2 separate regions of the Homo sapiens genome follow, and region 1 is linked to region 2. Evidence: read pairs that join two places in POLR2A ChIA-PET (ENCODE). Cell type or tissue: PC-9. All regions are shown on one strand. Each heading gives the region's core, and the rest is flanking DNA. Links, peaks and the distances in the headings are about the cores only. Region 1 overlaps RAC1 (Rac family small GTPase 1). Region 2 has its middle 36 kb from the start of FAM220A.

Region 1 (9,082 bases), core at 1-8,000, 71 kb after region 2:
TCTGTCTTTTTGCATTAGTCATCTGATACCTTAGTACTGCCTACTTTTTCACATCTCCATCACTACGTAGCTCTTAAAATTGTAGTCTTCCTTGAAAGGAGATGTTTTTGTCAAGAGTCTTTGCCACCAAGGCAGGATTGCATGTGATCAGTAGGAATATTTTCCTGCAATGTCTTAATATGAAAAATTTCAAACAGACTAGTGGAAAGCATTGTACAGTCAACATGCACATACCCATGGCCTGGATTCTATGACAGTATTTTGCTCTACTTGTTCATTTTGCTGTATTTGCTTTATCATGTCTTCCTGTTATCAGAGGGAACCTTTTAAGAGGATTTATAGAGGAGTTGATTTTGTTTTTTGTTTTGTTTTGTTTTGCTCTTTTTGAGGTGGAGTCTTGCTCTGTTGCCCAGGCTGGAGTGCAATGGCATGATCTCTGCTCACTGCAATCTCCGCATCCCAGGTTCAGGCGATTCTCCTGCCTCAGCCTCCTGAGTAGCTGGGCTTACAGGCACCCACCACCATGCCTGGCTAATTTTTGTATTCTTAGTTGAGACAGGTTTCACCATCTTGGCCAGGCTGGTCTGGAACTCCTGACCTCAGGTGATCCACCTGCCTCGGCCTCCCAAAGTGATGGGATTACAGGCGTCAGCCACCATGCCCGGCCTGATTTTGAAAAAGAATAGGGACTGTGTGCAGTTACATATAAATTCTTATTTTTGAACTCTTGTGTGTTCAGCTGGCTTGTATCAACTACACCAGGGTTAGCCTTGATTCTGGAAGGGTGGATTCAGACTTCAGCTCAGTTGTACATAGTGTCTTCAGCCTAAGTGAGAAACTTTATGCACTATCTTAATTTTTTGAAGCTTCTAGTGGTAATAATTGCTGGCTTTTTTTTTTTTTTTTTGGTAGAAACAGAGTCTTGCTCTGTCGCCAGGCTGGAGTGCAGTGGCACGAAATCAGCTCACTGCAACCTCTGCCTCCCAGGTTCAAGCAATTCTCCTGCCTCAGCCTCCTGAGTAGCTGAGATTACAGGCGTGTGCCACCACACCCAGCTAATTTCTTTTGTATTTTAGTAGAGACGGGGTTTCACTGTGCTGCCCAGGCTGGTCTTGAACTCCTAAGGTCAGACAGTCCGCCCACCTTGCCCTCCTAAAGTGCTAGGATTACAGGCATGAGCCACCGTGCCTGGCTTATGGCTAGCTTTCTTTACATTGATTGTGAAGTCAGATATTGGTAGTAGAACATCATAATTTTAGATTGGGTTTTGTGTTTATTTAGCACTGCACTACTCTAGTGGTGTATTTTTCTGGACAGATTTTATCTGCATAGTTAACGCAGTTATATATAAGGCCTACCGTTACAGAATCCCCATACCTTGTTTGTCAGTGTAAATCGAGGACCTTCATGCGAGGTCTTTAATTTATTCAATAAGTAGGAATATATATTTGACAGTTACTAAATTCTACTGCCTTGTCCTTAAGATCTACATACTTTTTTTTGTTTTTTGAGTCAGAGAGTCTCGCTCTGTTGCTCAGGCTGGAGTGCAGTGATGCGATCTCAGCTCACTGCAACCTCTACCCCGTGGCCTCAAGCGATACTTCTGCCTCAGCCTCCTGAGTAGCTGGGATTACAGGCGCCTGCCACCACACTCAGCTAATTTTTTGTATTTTTAATAGAGATGCAGTTTCGCTGTGTTGGTCAGTCTGGTCTCGAACTCCTGGCCTGAAGTGATCCACCCGCCTTGGCCTCTTGCTGGGATTACAGGGAAGAGCCACTGCGCCTGGCCAAGATCTACTCACTTTTAGACAGCAATATATGCTCTGTATTTTGGTTTGCAATTGTAATTGTCATTGGAAGAGTTTGGCTTTTCTGTCCTGAGATCAACGTGTCTTTAAAAGAAGGCAGTGCAGAAAGTTGTTATTTTTTGAGCTTCTTGGATCTTTTATTTTTTTAACGTGAGGAAATTCCTAGCGTTTCTAGATTTGTTGATTGTGCTTTTAAGTTTTGGTTTATAGATTTCAGGAAGTAACACTAAAGTTTACCCTACTCTCCTCAAAAAGTAAGTAAAAAGTTCTCTTGGCTGGGCGTGGTGGCTCACGCCTGTAACCCCAGCACTTTGGGAGGCCGATGGGGTGGATCTCCTGAGGTCAGGAATTCGAGACCAGTCTGGCCAACATGGCAAAACCCTGTCTCTACTGAAAATACAACAACAAAAAAAAATTAGCTGGATGTGGTGGTGCTTACGTGTAGTCCCAGCTACTTGGGAGGCTGAGGCAGGAGAATTGTTCGAACCCAGCAGGCAGAGGTTGTGGTAAGCCAGGATTGCACCATTGGGCTCCAGCCTGGAAGACAGAGCCAAGACTCCGTCTTAAAGTTCTCTTAATGGAAAAATGAAGAACATAATAGCAACATAAGTTATTTGCTTTCATTGTGGTTATTTCTACAGGACAGGGCAGGGGAAGCACAGATAGGTTAAAAAAAATTGTAGCATCATGAGCTAGGGGGAAATCCAATGTAGAAATGGCATGAACTTTCTTCCAGCCGACTCATGTTCGTTTCCTAGAGTGATGACATTGCTCGATGATTGAAAAGAGGTTGAACTGAGCAGTTAATTATATAAAGTTAGAAATTCCAAAGAAGTAGTAACTACCAGAAATTCTCCAGCAGTATCAGTCAAGACTTGTGGCCAAATACGGCTTCCATTCTTCATGAGGGAAAGGCCATGGAAAGGCTGTCACATTGCCCAGTGCAGATGTTGACTTGGTTTGTGGAAGCGCAGCGTGGACAAGGAATGAATATACACTAATAGGAGTGGAATAACCTTTTTCTTTTACCTATTTGAATAAATTAAGTAAAAGTTTTAATCAGAAGACTTAAAGAGGAGTCGATTTTATCTTTTGATTGCACTAAGCTTAAATATAAGGTTGCACTTTAAGAATTCTGTAGTTTAATAATCATATTCTTATAAGACATAGATTTGTAACAAATAGTGATTGGTAATAAAATTTCAGTCAGTATCAGATTATGCCAGTACCTTGAATTTCTTCCCGGTTGAGCCTTTCTCAGCTAAAGATGTCATTCAGGAAAGGAAGTTTAGAGGATTTTAGACACAGCTGGTTGCCTTTATATTAGTAGTTTTGTTCCTCATATACATAGAGACTTAGGACAGAATAGTAAAAGAAGTGATAATGACATTTTATCATAACAGTCAAAACCTTCATAGCAGCTTATCCTTGACACTGAGTGGCAACTATTGTTAAGGTTTTTACACAACCTTTATCTTTTTTTTTTTTTTTTTTTTTTTTTTTTTTTTTTTGAGACGGAGTTTTGCTCTTGTTGCCCAGGCTGGAGTGCAATGGCGCAATCTCGGCTCACTGCAACTTCCGCCTCCCGGGTTCAAGCGACTCTCCTGCTTCAGCCTCCCGAGTAGCTGGGATTACAGGCATGCACGCCCGGCTAATTTTGTATTTTTAGTAGAGAGGGGTTTCTCCATGTTGGTCAGGCTCTTCTCGAATTCCTGACCTCAGGTGATCCGCCCGCCTTGGCCTCCCAAAGTGCTGGGATTACATGTGTGAGCCACCGAGCCCAGCCAACCTTTATCATTTTTAAAAAGGTCCCTTAGAGCCTTAGGCTCCACTTTCTTCCTCAGCTGCCACATCCAAACCATGGGTAAGCGATGCTTGATCTGCCTCCAAGTTCAAGCAGTCCAGGAAACAGCCCACTTATGTTCACTGTCCAGTCCCCATTCTTGGTCCAGGCCACCATGGATGGCTCCTGGACTGTAGCAACAGCTTCCATGTGTGTCTGCCTTGACTGAGTCCCTGGCGTCCTCAGGCTTCCTGCCACACTGCAGTTGGAGGCTTCTTCTAAAATCCAGTGCTTTCTGGGCAATTTAAAACCTGTGACTTTCCAAGTAGGATCTAGTCCCCATGTCCTTAACAAGAAGAGGTAACGTATTTCCCTATGCCACTGCCCACTTATTTTTTTATTGTTGAGATGGGATCGTGCTTTGTCACCTAGGCTGGGTGGAGTGGTGTGATCACAGCTCACTGCTGCCCTGAATTCCTGGGCTGAAGGGATCCTCTTGCTTCAGCCTCCTGAGTAGCTGGGACTACAGGCAAGAGCCACCACTTATTTTTGAATTTTTTGTGGAAACAAGGTCTCCCTATGTTGCCCAGGCTGGTCTTGAACTCCTGGGCTCAGCGATCCTCCCACCTCAGGCCCCTGTGCTGGGATTATAGCCTCCTGTGCTGGGATTACAGGCCTAAGCCACTGCACCAGGCTTTTATTTTTTAATTTAAAAAAATTTATTTTTTTGAGACAGGGTCTCACTTTGTCCCTCAGACTGGATGCACTGGTGCAATCTTGTTTCACTGCAGCCTTGACCTCCCTCCTGGGTTCAAGTGATCCTCGTGCCTCAGCCCCCCAAGTAGCTGAGACTACTGCTGCACACCGCCACACCCACCTAATTTTTGTATTTTTAGTAGAGAACGGGTTTCTCCATGTTGGCCCAGCTGGTCTTGAACTCCTGGGCTCAAGCGATCCACCCACCTCAGCCTCCCAAAGTGCTAGGATTACAGGCATGAGCCACCATGCCTGGCCTAAAAATATTTTTTTCAGCTCTAGAAATGTTAGCTCTTTTGCTGTACATTTCCAGAGCTGCTTTAATAATGACAGTTATCACACGCATAATTTCATGTGATGATTGCATTCTTAATTTTTAAATTTAACAACTGCACTTACTTCATGAGGTCTTGTTCATTGATACATCTTTAGCACCTAGTGTGCTTCTGGTGTAGCACACGGTTGATATAAATTGAAATTGAATTAATGCTCACAGTAGTTTGGGGATGGAGCTGGTAGTTCTGCATTAATTTTGCAGGTGAAAAAAAAAGGCATGAGGAAGTTGAAACTTGCCAAAAAATACAGCCAGTACGTGCTAGAATTGGCCCTGGGTCTCAAATCTGGGCTTCTGACTCCAAAGCTTAGGCTCCTGCTCATACAGGTTTATTTTCACATTCTAAGCTTTTAACGAAATGTATGTCCAATGAGTCATTTCTGTTTAGAAAGCCTTTAGGAGTTGGAAGCTACTTCCTGGTGATGTAATGTTTGACTCTCTAAAGTCTTTGGAATGGGGAGTTCCAACTTTTGTTAAGCCCTCAATAATGTCATGAGTGAATGAATATTGGCAAGACTGGCTGGGCCTGTAATCTGCCTTGAGTGTGAGGGAAAATGGAAAAGCGCTTAACTTTATGGTGAATTCTAATTTATAGTAGTTGAGATTGAACGACAAAAATCTTAAAATTATGATGCTGATGTGTCATTGTGACCTTGGTAAACTGACAGCACAGCAGAGAGAAGGGCTCATTAAGGAGAGCACTTGGCTAACTGAACCCTCAGGATGCCAGAGACTTGAATTCTCATGTAAGCCCTTAAGCTTGCCTTGTCAATGCTGTAAAAATTGGAGACCTTTATGTTTTGCTAATGATGTGGTGACCTTAGTTATTAGGTGATAGCCTCTTGAAAAACATTCCAGGTGGTTGGGAGACTTTCAGCCACCACTCTTCTGCCTGGCGGCACACTGGTAATATTAGGATTAGTCTCTACCCATTGCCAGTTGTGCAGGTGGTGCTCCTTTCTCTGAAGTATTTCTACACACTTCTCTGTTTGGCAAGTTTAACTCCCATCGTCTCTGAGCTGTTAATTAAATGTCTGGGATGTATTGTGATAGTCCCTGCTTATAGACTTATGGTGCTGTGTGAGGATTGGGGCTGGGGGAGGTGGCATTTAAATACAGCTGAATCAATGTGATGGCAGTTACGTGTGGTAGTTTATTGACTAAGCACTTTCTCTCAAGAGAACAGTCATTGCTGATTGCCATAGGGGAGGCTGTAGGGATGTGGTGGGATTTTGAGCTGTCCCACTTAAGGCAGCAGAATAAGTTACTTAAAGAGGAAGGCTGTGTTTGTATATTAGTGTTAATTAAAATACCTTTAGGCTGGGTGTGGTGGCTCCAGCCTGTAATCCCAGCACTTTGGGAGGTCCAGGTGGGCGGATCACTTGAGGTCAGGAGTTCGAGACCAGCCTGGCCAACATGGCGAAAACCCATCTCTACTAAAAATACAAAAAAATTATCCAGGCGTGGTGGTGGACAGCTGTAATCCCAGCTACTTGGGAGGCTGAGGCAGGAGAATCGCTTGAACCTGGGAGGCAGAGGTTGCAGTGAGCCAAGATGGTGCCTCTGCACTGCACTCCAGCTGGGGCGACAGCACGAGACTCGGTCTCAAAAAAAAAAAAAAAAGAAAAAAAAGAAAAAAAGAAAATATCTTCAGGATCAAACTTAAGATTCTTGATGAGAGGCTCTACAGATGTTCACAGAAGAGACGTGAAGTTTTAAAATCTTGTTTCTCTTGAGTCTTGTAGCTAGGTGACAACTGTTTCTTGACTATTAATGCTAACACCGGGTACCTAAACAGAATGTGATGGCTCCTGACTCTATCTTTCTGAGAAATTCTAGTTTGTTTACTTTAAATTTCAGGGTACCAATGTGTATGTGGTGATAAAGGGTTATAGAAAACATTTTCTTTAATGCTAAGTATGTGATGTATATGCCTTGATTTTTTTTCTCTAGAAATTATTTTAACTTAATAGTGAAAGCTAAGATTACATTCATGTTGACTAAGCAACCTTTTTTCTCTTTCTCTTTAGAGCTGTAGGTAAAACTTGCCTACTGATCAGTTACACAACCAATGCATTTCCTGGAGAATATATCCCTACTGTGTAAGTATCTTAAATTGGGAATTAACCTGTTTGTGTTACGGGTTTCACATTTCTTTGACCATTTGTTTTGCTGTAAAGCCATCTTTAATCCTCATATGAACAGATACTAATTTTTTCTTAAACATTCACTGAAACCTAATTATAAGGTATATTAGGCTTTTAAAAAATAGGGCTGGGGGTGGTGATCTCAGCACTTTGGGAGACTGAGGCGGGTGGATCAACTGAGGGTCAGGAGTTCGAGACCAGCATGGTCAACGTGATGAAACCCCATCTCTACTAAAAATACAAAAAATTAGCCAGGTGTGGTGGCGGGTGCCTGTAATCCCACATACTTGGGAGGCTGAGGCAGGAGAATCACTCGAACCGTGGAGGCGGAGGTTGCAGTGAGCCAAGATCACGCCACTGCACTCCAGCCTGGGCAATGAGAGCGAAACTCCATCTCAAAAGAAAAAAAAAAAAGAAACTTAGGGTAATATAAACTTTTCACAACTTTGCTAGTTGATTTTTAGACATCCAGAAAGCAAACTTTAACTGTCTGTGAGGTACAGAGACTGGATGATGTTAAAGAAAACCATAGTTGGACACAAGAACTCTGACCAAAAGTCTGATCAGAAACAGTCCTTGTCAGTGCACGAGTTTCAGATACACTGGCTTTCTGGGAACTGGAAAGGGAAAGATTCCATTACGTTTTAATTGGCCTTTTCTGATAAGTCATCAGTTGGTTACATGTCCGCATTGAGGTGTAGGGCTTTGGAATTGAAACTTGGGTGTGTGTGTTGAAGGGGGAATGGGAGGGTGGAATTGGCTATTGAATTGCTTACTCCCTATAGGCAGCAGAATTGGGTGGAGACAGGAAAGTGCTGCTCTGGTGATGGGTTACCCGGGAGCGCACGTAGCTGAGCCTCATAATGCACCATCCTGCAGCTGCTGTGAGTCCTCCCTGTGCAGGCTGGGGAGGTGTCGCCTCCTCCCCACCTGTGTTCACCTCCTCAGGCACAACACACACCCAGGTGCTCTCTGAAGTGTCGTACCCATGTTTTTGTTGTTGTTGTTGTTGTTTTCCTTTTTTTTTTTTTTTTTTGGAGTTAGTCTCTCTCTCTTGCCCAGGATGGAGTGCTGTGATGCGATCTCAGCTCACTGCAGCGTCTGCCTCCTGGGTTCAAGTGATTCTCTGCCTCAGCCTCCCAGGTAGCTGTGATTACAGGCATACACCACCACACCTGGCTAATTTTTGTTTCTTTAGTAGAGACGGGTTTCACCATGTTGGCCAGGTTGGTCTCAAACTCCTGACCTCAGGTGATCTGCCCACTTCAGCCTCCCAAAGTGCTGGGATTACAGGCGTGAGCCACGGCACCCATTTTTTACTGTAAGTGGAATCATGCTGTCCCTGTTGTCCTAAATTTATGGGGGAGATTTTCCTTATCTACATATGTAGATAAAGGTTTAATCATTAATGATTAATGATTTTGAAGTACTATAACTGATTTAACCCACTGGTCACTTGGACTCTTGGTGTTAACAAACATTGCTGGGTTCAGTGTTGTCCCTTATGTCTTTGTGTACACTTGATAGATTATTAGAAGCAAAATCGTGCCAAATCAAAAGACAATGGATGTTTTAAATTTTGGTAGATACAGCTGGGCGTGATTGCTCACGCCTGTAATCCCAGCACTTTGGGAGGCCAAGACGGAAGGATCACTTGAGGTCAGGAGTTCGAGACCAACCTGGCCAACATGTTAAAACCCCCACCTCTGCTAAAAATACAGTAGTTAGCCGGGTGTGGTGGTGCACTCCTGTAGTCCCAGCTACTCAGGAGGCTGAGGCATGAGAATTGCTTGAACCCGGGAAGCAGAGGTTGCAGTGAGCCAAGATTGTGCCACTGCACTTCAGCCTGGGTAACAGAGTGAGACTCTGTCTCCCAAAAAAAAAAAAAAATTAAAAAATTATTTTTTGGTAGATAACTACCAAATTGCTGTCTATAAAGCTGTCACTTTGCTGGCCTTGACTTAAGTGGCCTCTTAGTACACACTGCCATTAACGTGGGTTGAAGTTATCTAACCGTTTTCATTTCCAATCACAGATGTGGTTAAAATCTTTTGAATTTTTTTTTTTTTTAATTAAAAAAGTTTGCTCACGCCTGTAATCCCAGCACTTGGGGAGGCTGAGCTGGGCGGATCACTGAGGTAAGGAGTTTGAGACCAACTTGGCCAAGATGGTGAAACCCTGTCTCTACTAAAAATACAAAAATTAGCTGGGCATGGTGGCACATGACTATAATCCCAGCTATTCGGGAGGCTGA
Region 2 (10,030 bases), core at 972-8,971:
TCAAGACCAGCCTGGGTGACAGAGTGAGACTTTGTCTCAAAAAAAAAAAAAAAAAAAAAGAGAACTTTATGAAAACGTAATAAGTCATTAGTCCACATTGCTAATTTCTCAGTTAAAAGCATGAGCTCTGTTAAACTTGGAAGTTGTCTTGGCTGCTGCTGCTTTTTATTTAATTTTTTTTAAAATAGGGATGGGGTCTTGCTATGTTGCCAGGGCTAGTCTCAAACTCCTGGGCTCAAGCGATCCTCCTGCCTCAGCCTCCCAAAATGCTGGGATTACAGGTTAGAGCCTCTGGGAACCCATACAATAGAATATTAATCAACCTTTAAAAGGAAACTGGGCAAACTGCTCACTGGAATAAAATCTCTTTTCTCCAAATTCCTTTTCAGGAAACTTTTGTTCACATATGCCAGTCACAGAAAAGACAAATACTGTGTGATTCCATTTGTATGAGGTCCCTAGAGTAGTCAAATTCATAGAAACAGAAAGTAGAATGGTGGTTACCAGGAGTCAAGAGGAGAAAGAATGGTGAATTGTTTTTGTTTTTGTATTTTGAGATCGAGTCTCACTCTGTCACCCAGGCTGGAGTGCAGTGGCCCGATCTTGGCTCACTGCAACCTCTGCCTCCTGGGTTCAAGTGGTTCTCCTGCCTCAGCCTCCCGAGTAGCTGGGATTACAGGCACGCACCACCATGCCCGGTGAATTTTTTTGTATTTTAGGTAGAGACGGGGTTTCACCATGTTGGCCAGGCTGGTCTGGAACTCCTGATCTCAGGTAATCTGCCCGCCTTGGCCTCCCAAAGTGCTGGGATTGCAGGCGTGAGCCACCGCGCCTGGCCTGAATCGTTTAATGGATAGAGAGTTCCATTTTGCAACTTATTCAAAATTCTGGAGATTGGTTGCACCACAATGTGAATATACTTAACTCCACCGAACTGTACGCATAAAAATGTTTAAGACAATAAATTTCATGTTATGTATTTTTGCTTACAATTAAAAGAAAATATATGGGAGCAGATATAAATTTCCTCAGGATTTAGAAAATCTATTTCATCAACATTTTTAAAACCTTTCTTCCATTTTAACATACATATATTTTATGATGTTCTTTGGAATTTTATTGAATTATTTTCAATATATCTTTCAATTTGTTATGTCAAAAATAAAGTTCCGACCAGGCGCGGGGTGGCTCACGCCTGTAATCCCAGCACTTTGGGAGGCTGAGGTGGGTGGATCACCTGAGGTCAGGAGTTCAAGATTAGCCTGACCAACATGGTGAAATCGCATCTCTACTAAAAATACAAAAAAGTAGCCAGGCGTGGTGGGAGGCACCTGTAATCCCAGCTACTCGGGAGGCTGAGGCAGGAGAATTGCTAGAACCCGGGAGGTGGAGGTTGCAGTGAGCCGAGATCACATCATTGCACTCCAGCCTGGGCGACAGAGCTAGACTCTGCCTCAAAAATTAATCAATTAAGTAATTAATTAAAGTTCTATCGTGTGATCTGATAAATTTATTTTATTTTATTTAAGACAGAGTCTCTCTCTGTTGCCCAGGCTGGAGTGCAGTGGTGCGATCTCGGCTCATTGCAACCTCTGCCTCCCAGGGTCAAGCCATTCTCCTGCCTCAGCCACCCGAGTAGCTGGGACTACAGGTGTGTGCACCACGCCCAGCCATTTTTTTGTGTTTTTAGTAGAGAGAGAGTTGTTGGCCATGTTGGCCAGGCTGATTTTGAACCCCTGACCTCAAGTGATCCCCCCGCCTCGGTCTCCCAAAGTGCTGGGATTACAGGCGTGAGCCACCGTGCCTGGCCCAATCTGATAAATTTATTAGATAATTCAAGACATCTGTGTACGCCACTGTTTCACAAAGTGTAGTCCATAAACTGGGGTGCCTGAATAGATGCTGGGACCCTAGGAGAATCTGCATCTTTGCAGATTGGGGGATTACACTTGGCCATCTGTACTTCTGTTAAGTTTTTCCAGTGATTTTTATCACCAGTCAAGCTTGAGAGCTACTGATACAGTTTATACAACCGAAGTTAGGGAACGCTCCAAATAAAACAAACATTTTGCATGGTTTGGAATAAAAACACTAGGGAGTCGACGAAAGTGACAATGACCTTATGTAATTTTCTGTTGTTAAAAGAGCACAAAGTCTTCCAAATGTCAAATACAAAATGAATCCTATGAGGATAACAGTCCCCAAGGGGTGATAATTTACAAACGCTAGATCTAGGAACTTCAGTGAACTTAATTTTCATTCGTCTAATTTCATGTGTAACAACTGCTCTGGACATAAAGAAGAAAATGTTGTAAGTTGTCAGGGCATTTCAGTTATCACATCTGCCATTATTCCATCAGTTCCAAGGGCCAATTGGGCTCATTAGTCTGCCAGAAATATCCCATGTCCATGTACAGAGGAATGGTTAAACATTATAGTATGTCTATTCAATGGAATATTACTCAGCCATAAAAAGGGATGAAGCACTGATTCATGCTACAACACTGATGAGCCTCAAACACGTTATGCTAAGTGAAAGAAGCCAGACACAAAAGGCTCACATATTGTATGATTTTATTTATATGAAATATTCAAGGCCAGGCGCGGTGGCTCAAGCCTGTAATCCTAGCACTTTGGGAGGCCGAGGTGGGTGGATCATGAGGTCAGGAGATCGAGACCATCCTGGCTAACACGGTGAAACCCCATCTCTACTAAAAATACAAAAAATTAGCCAGGCGTGGTGGCGGGCACCTGTAGTCCCAGCTACTCGGAAGGCTGAGGCAGGAGAATGGCATGAACCCAGGAGGCGGAGCTTGCAGTCAGCCAAGATTGCGCCACTGCACTCCAGCCTGGGCAACAAAGCGAGACTCCGTCTCAAAAAAAAAAAAAAAAATTCAAAATAAGAAAAGCCATAGAAGCTAGATGCAGTGGCACACACCTGTAGTCCCAGCACTTTGAGAGGCAGGAGGATCTCTTGAGTCTAGGAGGTTGAGGCTGCAGTGAGCTGTGACTGCACCACTTCAGTCCAGCCTGGGGAGCAGTGAGACCTCATCTCAAAAGAAAATAAAAGAAATCCGGCCAGGTGCAGTGGCTCACGCCTGTAATCCCAGCACTTTGGGAGGCTAAGGCAGGCAGATCATGAGATCAGGAGATCGAGACCATCCTGGCTAACACAGTGAAACCCCATCTCTACTAAAAATACAAAAAAATTAGCCGGGCATGTTGGCAGGCACCTGTAGTCCCAGCTACTTGTAGTCCCAGCTACTCGGGAGGCTGAGGCAGGAGAATGGCGTGAACCCGGGAGGCGGAGCTTGCAGTGAGCAGAGATCGCACCACTGCACCCCAGCCTGGGCGACACAGCCAGACTCCGTCTCAAAAAAAAAAAAAAAAAAAAAAAGAAAAGAAATCCATATTCCCTGGCAAGCAGACTCAGAAAAAAAATAAAAATAAAAAGGAAAGAAATCCATAGAAAAATAATATAGATTGGTGGTTGCCAGTTAGGGGTGGGTGAAATGGGGAGCAATTGCTTAATGGGTACAGGTTTCTTTTTGGGGTGATGTTTTGGAACTAGATAGAGGTAGTATTTGCACAAAGTATATTAAATGCCACTGGAATTGTTTACTTTAAAATGGTAAATGTGGCCAGATGTGGTGGCTCACGCCTGCAATCTCAACACTTTGGGGGACTGAGGTTGAAGGATTGCTTGAGCTCAAGAGTTCAAGTCCAGACTGGGCAACAGAGCAAGACCCTGTCTCTCCAAAAAAAAACAAAAAAATAGTAATTACCTGGGCATAATGGCATGAAACTATAGTCCCAGGTACTTGGGAGGCTGAGGCAGAAGGATTGCCTGAGCGCAGTTCAAGTTGCAGTGAGCTATGATCGTACCACTGCACTCCAGTCTGGGTGACAAAGCAAGACCCTGTCTCAAAACAAAACAACACAAAAAAACAAAAAAACACAGGCTGGGTGCAGTGGCTCATGTCTGTAATCCCAGCACTTTGGGAGAATGAGGCAGGAGGATCACTTGAACCCAGGAGGCGAAGGTTTCAGTGAGCCGAGACCTCACCATTTCATTCTAGCCTAGGCAACAGGAGTAAAACCCTGTCTCAAAAAAAAAAAGGCACACAAGCATGTGAGATTAGCAACCACGAGGCTGAAAATTAACTTTGTTTTGTTGTTTTGGGTTTTTTTGTTGTTGTTGTTTTGTTTTTTTGGAATGGAGCCTCGCTCTGTTGCCCAGGCTGGAGTGCAGTGGTGCCATCTCGGCTCACTGCAAGCTCCACCTCCCGGGTTCATGCCCATTCTCCTGCCTCAGCCTCCTGTGGTGGTTTTTTTTTTTTTTTTTTTGGAAGAGATGGGGAGCAGTGGTCTCTGCATGTTGCCCAGGCTGGTCTCGAACTCCTGGCCTCAAGCAATCCTCCTGTCTTGGTCTCCCAAAGTGCTGGGTTCCAGGTCTGAGCCACAGTGCCCAGCAAAAATCAGTATTTAATGTTAATTTTTACCAGGCTGCTAGCTAGAAAAAAAAAGTACTAACCATGGTGCTGAGGGCCCCAGATCACCATAAATGGGCCTACAGAAGATCACTGCATTTTTCCTTTTTTTTGAGACGGAGTCTTGCTCTGTCGCCCAGGCTGGAGTGCAGTGGTGCGATCTCAACTCACTGCAAGCTCCGCCTCCCAGGTTCACGTCATTCTCCTGCCTCAGCCTTCCGAGTAGCTGGGACTACAGGCGCCCGCCACCACACCTGGCTAATTTTTTTTGTATTTTTAGTAGAGACAGGGTTTCACTGTGTTAGCCAGGATGGTCTCAATCTCCTGACCTTGTGATCCACCCGCCTCGGCCTCCCAAAGTGCTGGGATTACAGGCATGAGACACCGCACTGGGCCAATTCTCCTGCCTCAGTCTCCTGGGTAGCTGAGATTACAGGCACATGCCACCACACCCCGACTAATTTTTGTATTTTTAGTAGAGACAGGGTTTTGCCATATTGGCCAGGCTGGTCTTGAACTCCCGACCTCAAGTGATCGTCTCACCTCAGCCTCCCAAAGTGCTAGGATTACAGGTGTGAGCCACCGCACCTGGCCAGATCACTGCATTTATTTGGACAGTAACTTTTAGGCCTGCTATGAGACCTGACAACTACTTAAAATGCCACTTGAGTTATTTTATTTATTTTTAAATTTGTTTATTTATTTATTTATTTATATTTTTGTATTTGTTTTTGAGACAGAGTTTCACTCTGCCACGCAGGCTGGAGTGCAGTGGCGTGATCGCGGCTCACTGCAGCCTTGACTTTCTGGGTTCAAGCCATCCTCCTGCCCCAGCCTCCCAAAGTGCTGGGATCACAGGTGTGAGCCACTGCGCCAGGCCAACGCTATTTTACAAAGAAAGCAGATGAAGGTCAGAAAGGTTAAGTCCCTTGCCAGGGTCATAAGCAAGAAGTGGTGGAGGTGGGATTCAAACCCTGGTCTAGGTCTAAATGATTCCCAAGACCTCCTCCTGAAGCATCACATTGGCTAATGGGGTCTGCGTGTGTAAATAGTTTTCACTGCGGTAAAACACACATAACATAATATTTACCATCTTAACCCCCTTTTCTTTTCTTTCCGTTTTTTTTTTGTTTTTTTTTTTTTTTGGTTTTTTTTTTTTTTTTTTTTTGAGATGGAATTTCACTATGCCGCCCAGGCTGGAGTGCAGTGGTGCGATCTCGGCTCACTACAACCTCCGCCTCCAGGGTTCAAGAGATTCTCCCACCTTAGCCTCCCTAGCAGCTAGGATTACAGGCACGCGCCAACACGCCCAACTAGTTTTCTGTATGTTTAGTACAGATGGGGTTTCACCATGTTGGCCAGGCTGGTCTTGAACTCCTGGCCTCAAGTGATCCGCCCACCTAGGCTTCCCAAAGTGCTGGGATCACAGGCACAAGCCACTGCGCCCGTCCCATCTTAACCCTTTTTAAGTGCACAGTTCAGTGGCATTAAGCACAATGACATTGTTGTGCAGCCACCATCGTCCCCATCCATCTCCAGGACATTTTCATCTTCTCAAACAGAAACTGTGTCCCCGCTAAACACTCGCTCCCCTCTCCCCCTTCTCCTAGCCCCTGGCAGCCATCGTTCTACTTACTGTCTCTCCGGAGCTGTCTCTTCTAGGAACCTCATGTAAGTGGAATCCTACAATATTTGTCCTTTTATGCCTGGCTTATTTCACTGTGCATGTTTGGAAGGGTGGGTTTGTTTTCTAAGTAAAAAAGCAGCTTCATGCGCTTCCCAAAAGGAAATACTCTGTTTGCTTTGAAGACAAAGCCTATAGCAGGGCGTGGTGGCGGGCGCCTGTAGTCCCAGCTACTCGGGAGGCTGAGGCAGGAGAATGGCGTGAACCTGAGAGGCGGAGCTTGCAGTGAGCCGAGACCGCGCCACTGCACTCCAGCCTGGGCGACAGAGCGAGACTCCGTCTCAAAAAAAAAAAAAAAAAGACAAAGCCTAACTCTGGACCTATGGCCGCTGGGGTTGAGGGAGGTTGACACTGCCCCGCTAAAACAGTGGGGACAGCCCTGTGGCCAGATTATTCCCAAAGACACAGAACTGGATCAGACCCACTGAGCGACCAGCAGATGTACAGAGCTGACTCAAAAAGTTAGAGGACTATTTTTTTTTCTTTTTTGAGACGTAGTCTCTCTCCGTCACCAGGCTGGAGGGCAATGGTGCGATCTCAGCTCACTGCAACCTCCGCCTCCGGGGTTCAAGTGATTCTCCTGCCTCAGCCTCCCAAGTAGCTGGGACTACAGGCGCCCGCCACCACACCCGGCTAATTTATGTATTTTAGTAGAGATGGGGTTTCACCATGTTGGCCGGGCTGGTCTCGAACTCCTGACCTCGTGATTTGTCAGCCTCGGCCTCCCAAAGTGCTGGGATTACAGGTGTGAGCCACTGTGCCTGGCCGACTATTTCTTTTTTTTTCCGAGATGGAGTCTCGCTCTGTCACCCAGGTTGGAGTGCAGTGGCACAATCTTGGCTCACTGCAAGCTCTGCCTCCCAGGTTCATGTCATTCTCCCACCTCAGCCTCGCTAGTAGCTGGTACTACAGGCGCCCACCACCACGCCTGGCTAATTTTTTTTTTTTTTGTATCGTTAGTAGAGACGGGGTTTCACCGTGTTAGCCAGGATGGTCTCGATCTCCTGACCTCGTGATATGCCCGCCTCAGCCTCCCAAAGTGCTGGGATTACAGGTGTCAGCCACCGCGCCCGGCCTTGGCCGACTATTTCTTAATGTAACTTAAATTTTGGGCAACACAGTTTTGGCTCAGATATATACTATTTATCATCAATGAATGTAAGTTTTCCAGTTAAAAAAGACAAATTTTGGTTCCGTTAAGGAATTCACTGTTCATAGACATCCATAGAAATCTTCTCTTTTTCTTCCTTTCTTCTCTCACCCTGAGAGGTTCCCTGAACAGAAGCATATCTCCTGTATTTACCAGATTTGAGCTGTTTAACAAGCGGTTACTTTTGCTAATCTTTTGGATTAGTCTTTAGGACTGCCAGAGAAACACGGCCTTAAAAAGGAAATGTTTCTGCCTTAGAACTTCTACTGAGTTGAAAATAGTCATGATCGGTTAAAAAAAATAATGCTGCATAAGCACCGAAACGATTTGTCTCAAAACTGTTCCGGAGGGCTAAAAATAACTTCCAAACAGATAACAAAACCTGGGCAAGGCCCAGTATAAGAAGCCAGACCCAGCCGGGTGTGGCAGCTCACACCTGTAATCCCAGCACTTTGGGAGGCTGAGCCAGGAGGATCTCTTGAGCTCAGGAGTTCGAGACCAGCCTGGGTAACATCATGAAACCCTGTCTCTACAAAAAACACAAAAATTAGCTGGGTGTGGTGCCATGTGCCTGTAATCCCAGCTACTCAAGAGTCTGAGGTAGGAGAACTGCTTGAGCCCAGGAGGCAGAAGTTGCAGTGGGCCAAAATCGACCCTGCCTCAAAAAAATAAATAAAATAAAACAAAATAAGCCAGAGCCAACAGATTCTCAGTTCTTGGCTTAGTTTGCTCTGGAGCCAGGATCAAAGCTGATGCAGAGACTTATTCCTATCGTTGCCAAAGTGCAACAGAGCTTTTTACAGCCTTGGGTAGGAAAGTGCTAAGATGCATGATGTCAACGTCAGGAAGTCTCGCCTGGGCAGTGTTTTCAGTTGCGGGAGGAGGACAATTCTTTTTTTTTGTTGTTTTGTTTTTTGTTTTTTTAGATGGAGTCTCGCTCTGTTGCCAGGCTGGAGTGCAGTGGCATGATCTTGGCTCACTGCACCCTCCACCTCCCAGGTTCAAGCAATTCTCCTGCCTCAGCCTCCTGAGTAGCTGGGATTACAGATGCACACCACCACACCCAGCTAATTTTTGTATTTTTAGTAGAGACGGGGTTTCACTGTGTTGGCCAGGATGGTCTCGATCTCTTGACCTAGTGATCTGCCCACCTCGGCCTCCCAAAGTGCTGGGGTTACCAGCATGAGCCACTGTGCCCGGCCATCAACACACCCACTTAATAGCAAACCCAATTAATGTGGATTTTCCCCATTTGTCATCTTAAGTAACCGGCGTTGTGCCTACACTAGAACTTACAATAAAGCCAGGCGTGGTGGCGCATGCCTGTGGTCCTGGGTACTCGGGAGGCTGAGGCAGGAGGATCCCTTGAGCCTGGGAGGTCGAGGCTTCAGTGAACTGTGATTGCACCACTGCACTCCAGCCTGGGTGCCAGACGACGACCCTGTCTAAAACATAAATGATATTTTATTTATTTTTAATAAATAAAAAATATTTATATGTTTAATAAATAAAATAATGTTTTATATATTAATATATAACATTTTAGACATTAAAATATTTTATTTATTATAAAATATAAATTTATTTTATATAATATATAAAATATAATTATTTTATTGTAAAATTAATAAATAATATTTTATTTATTTTTTAGAGACACGGTCTTGCTCTGCCGCCCAGGCTGGAGTGCAGTGGCGCAATCTCGGCTCACTGCAACCTCCGCCTCCTGGGTTCACGCCATTCTCCTGCCTCAGCCTCCCGAGTAGCTGGGACTACAGGTGCCACCACCATGCCTGGCTAATTTTTTGTATTTTTAGTGGAGACGGGGTTTCACCCTGTTAGCCAGGATGGTCTCCATCTCCTGACCTCGTGATCCGTCCACCTCGGCCTCCCAAAGTGCTGGGATTACAGACATGAGCCGCCACGCCCGGCTAATTTTTATATTTTCCGTGGAGACGGGATCTCGCCATGTTGGAGGGCATCATTATTAATATTCAAGCATGCTTTGTTTATGAAGCAGAAACACCCAAGAGCGTCCAAATCCAGCCAATCTAACCTCTTTCGCTGCATAGTGTGGAAAAGCACGCTGCGCTTCCAAATGGAAGAAAATCGCCTTAAAATGAAGGCGTTGAAGTTCTATTGTGAAGCAGGACGAGGAGTACCCTTCCCAGCTCATCTCCAGGGGACCTCACAGGCCTGGCAGGAAAACAGCCACTTCCTGCCCATGACTGTAAGATGTATTATGTCACTTGGGGAATAAGTTCCAAATCCTATTTTTGGGAAAAGAGGTAACGTTGGAGGCAGTAAGGGGGAGGCCAAGTCCAGCCTGGAGCTGGAAGGAGCCCAGAGACTCCTCAGTAAGCCTGCCGTTCCAGGGAGACAGACGCTTGCAAAACCTGCCTCCATTCCTCGAGCGGTTCCGCTCTCACGTTTTGAGGCCCCCAGTGGCTCTAGAGGGAGAGGGGGCGGTACAGGATGTTCTCATGAATCACCCCTTGTTCGATGAACTGTCCCGTTACCAGAGCCAAGGTCAAGCTTTAAACCTGAGTATGTATTTCCTCTGGAGTGTGCTAAAGGGTAAGTGCACTCTTCTACAAGTCACACGCTCAGGCTGCAGTGTAAGAGAAATTGAAGTTTTTCTTTGTTCTGTTTTTTTGAGACAGGGACTTACTCTGTCACCCAAGCTGGAGTGTAGTGACACGAACG

What was found. Peaks named below come from ENCODE experiments on the same cell type or tissue, not always from the same donor. Only the 100,000 strongest peaks of a DNase experiment are listed, where the experiment ranks them.
Region 1: POLR2A ChIA-PET joins it to region 2 with 15 read pairs; 5 of 35 experiments call an interaction of 5 or more read pairs at or near these places.

The regions. Positions count from the first base shown.
Region 1 is chr7:6,380,501-6,389,582 of GRCh38, forward strand. It overlaps RAC1 (Rac family small GTPase 1), which reads left to right. Exons shown (of 6, transcript NM_006908.5): 2 at 6,712-6,783. Among named protein-coding and RNA genes, the nearest start is that of RAC1, 11 kb to the left of the region's middle. In PC-9, for the core only: no CTCF peak of the experiment used is centred there; DNase peaks (open chromatin) are centred at 4,021, 5,061 and 5,507; H3K4me3 peaks cover 1,232 bases; H3K27ac peaks cover 7,954 bases.
Region 2 is chr7:6,308,325-6,318,354 of GRCh38, forward strand. No RefSeq gene overlaps it. Among named protein-coding and RNA genes, the nearest start is that of FAM220A, 36 kb to the right of the region's middle. In PC-9, for the core only: no CTCF peak of the experiment used is centred there; no DNase peak of the experiment used is centred there.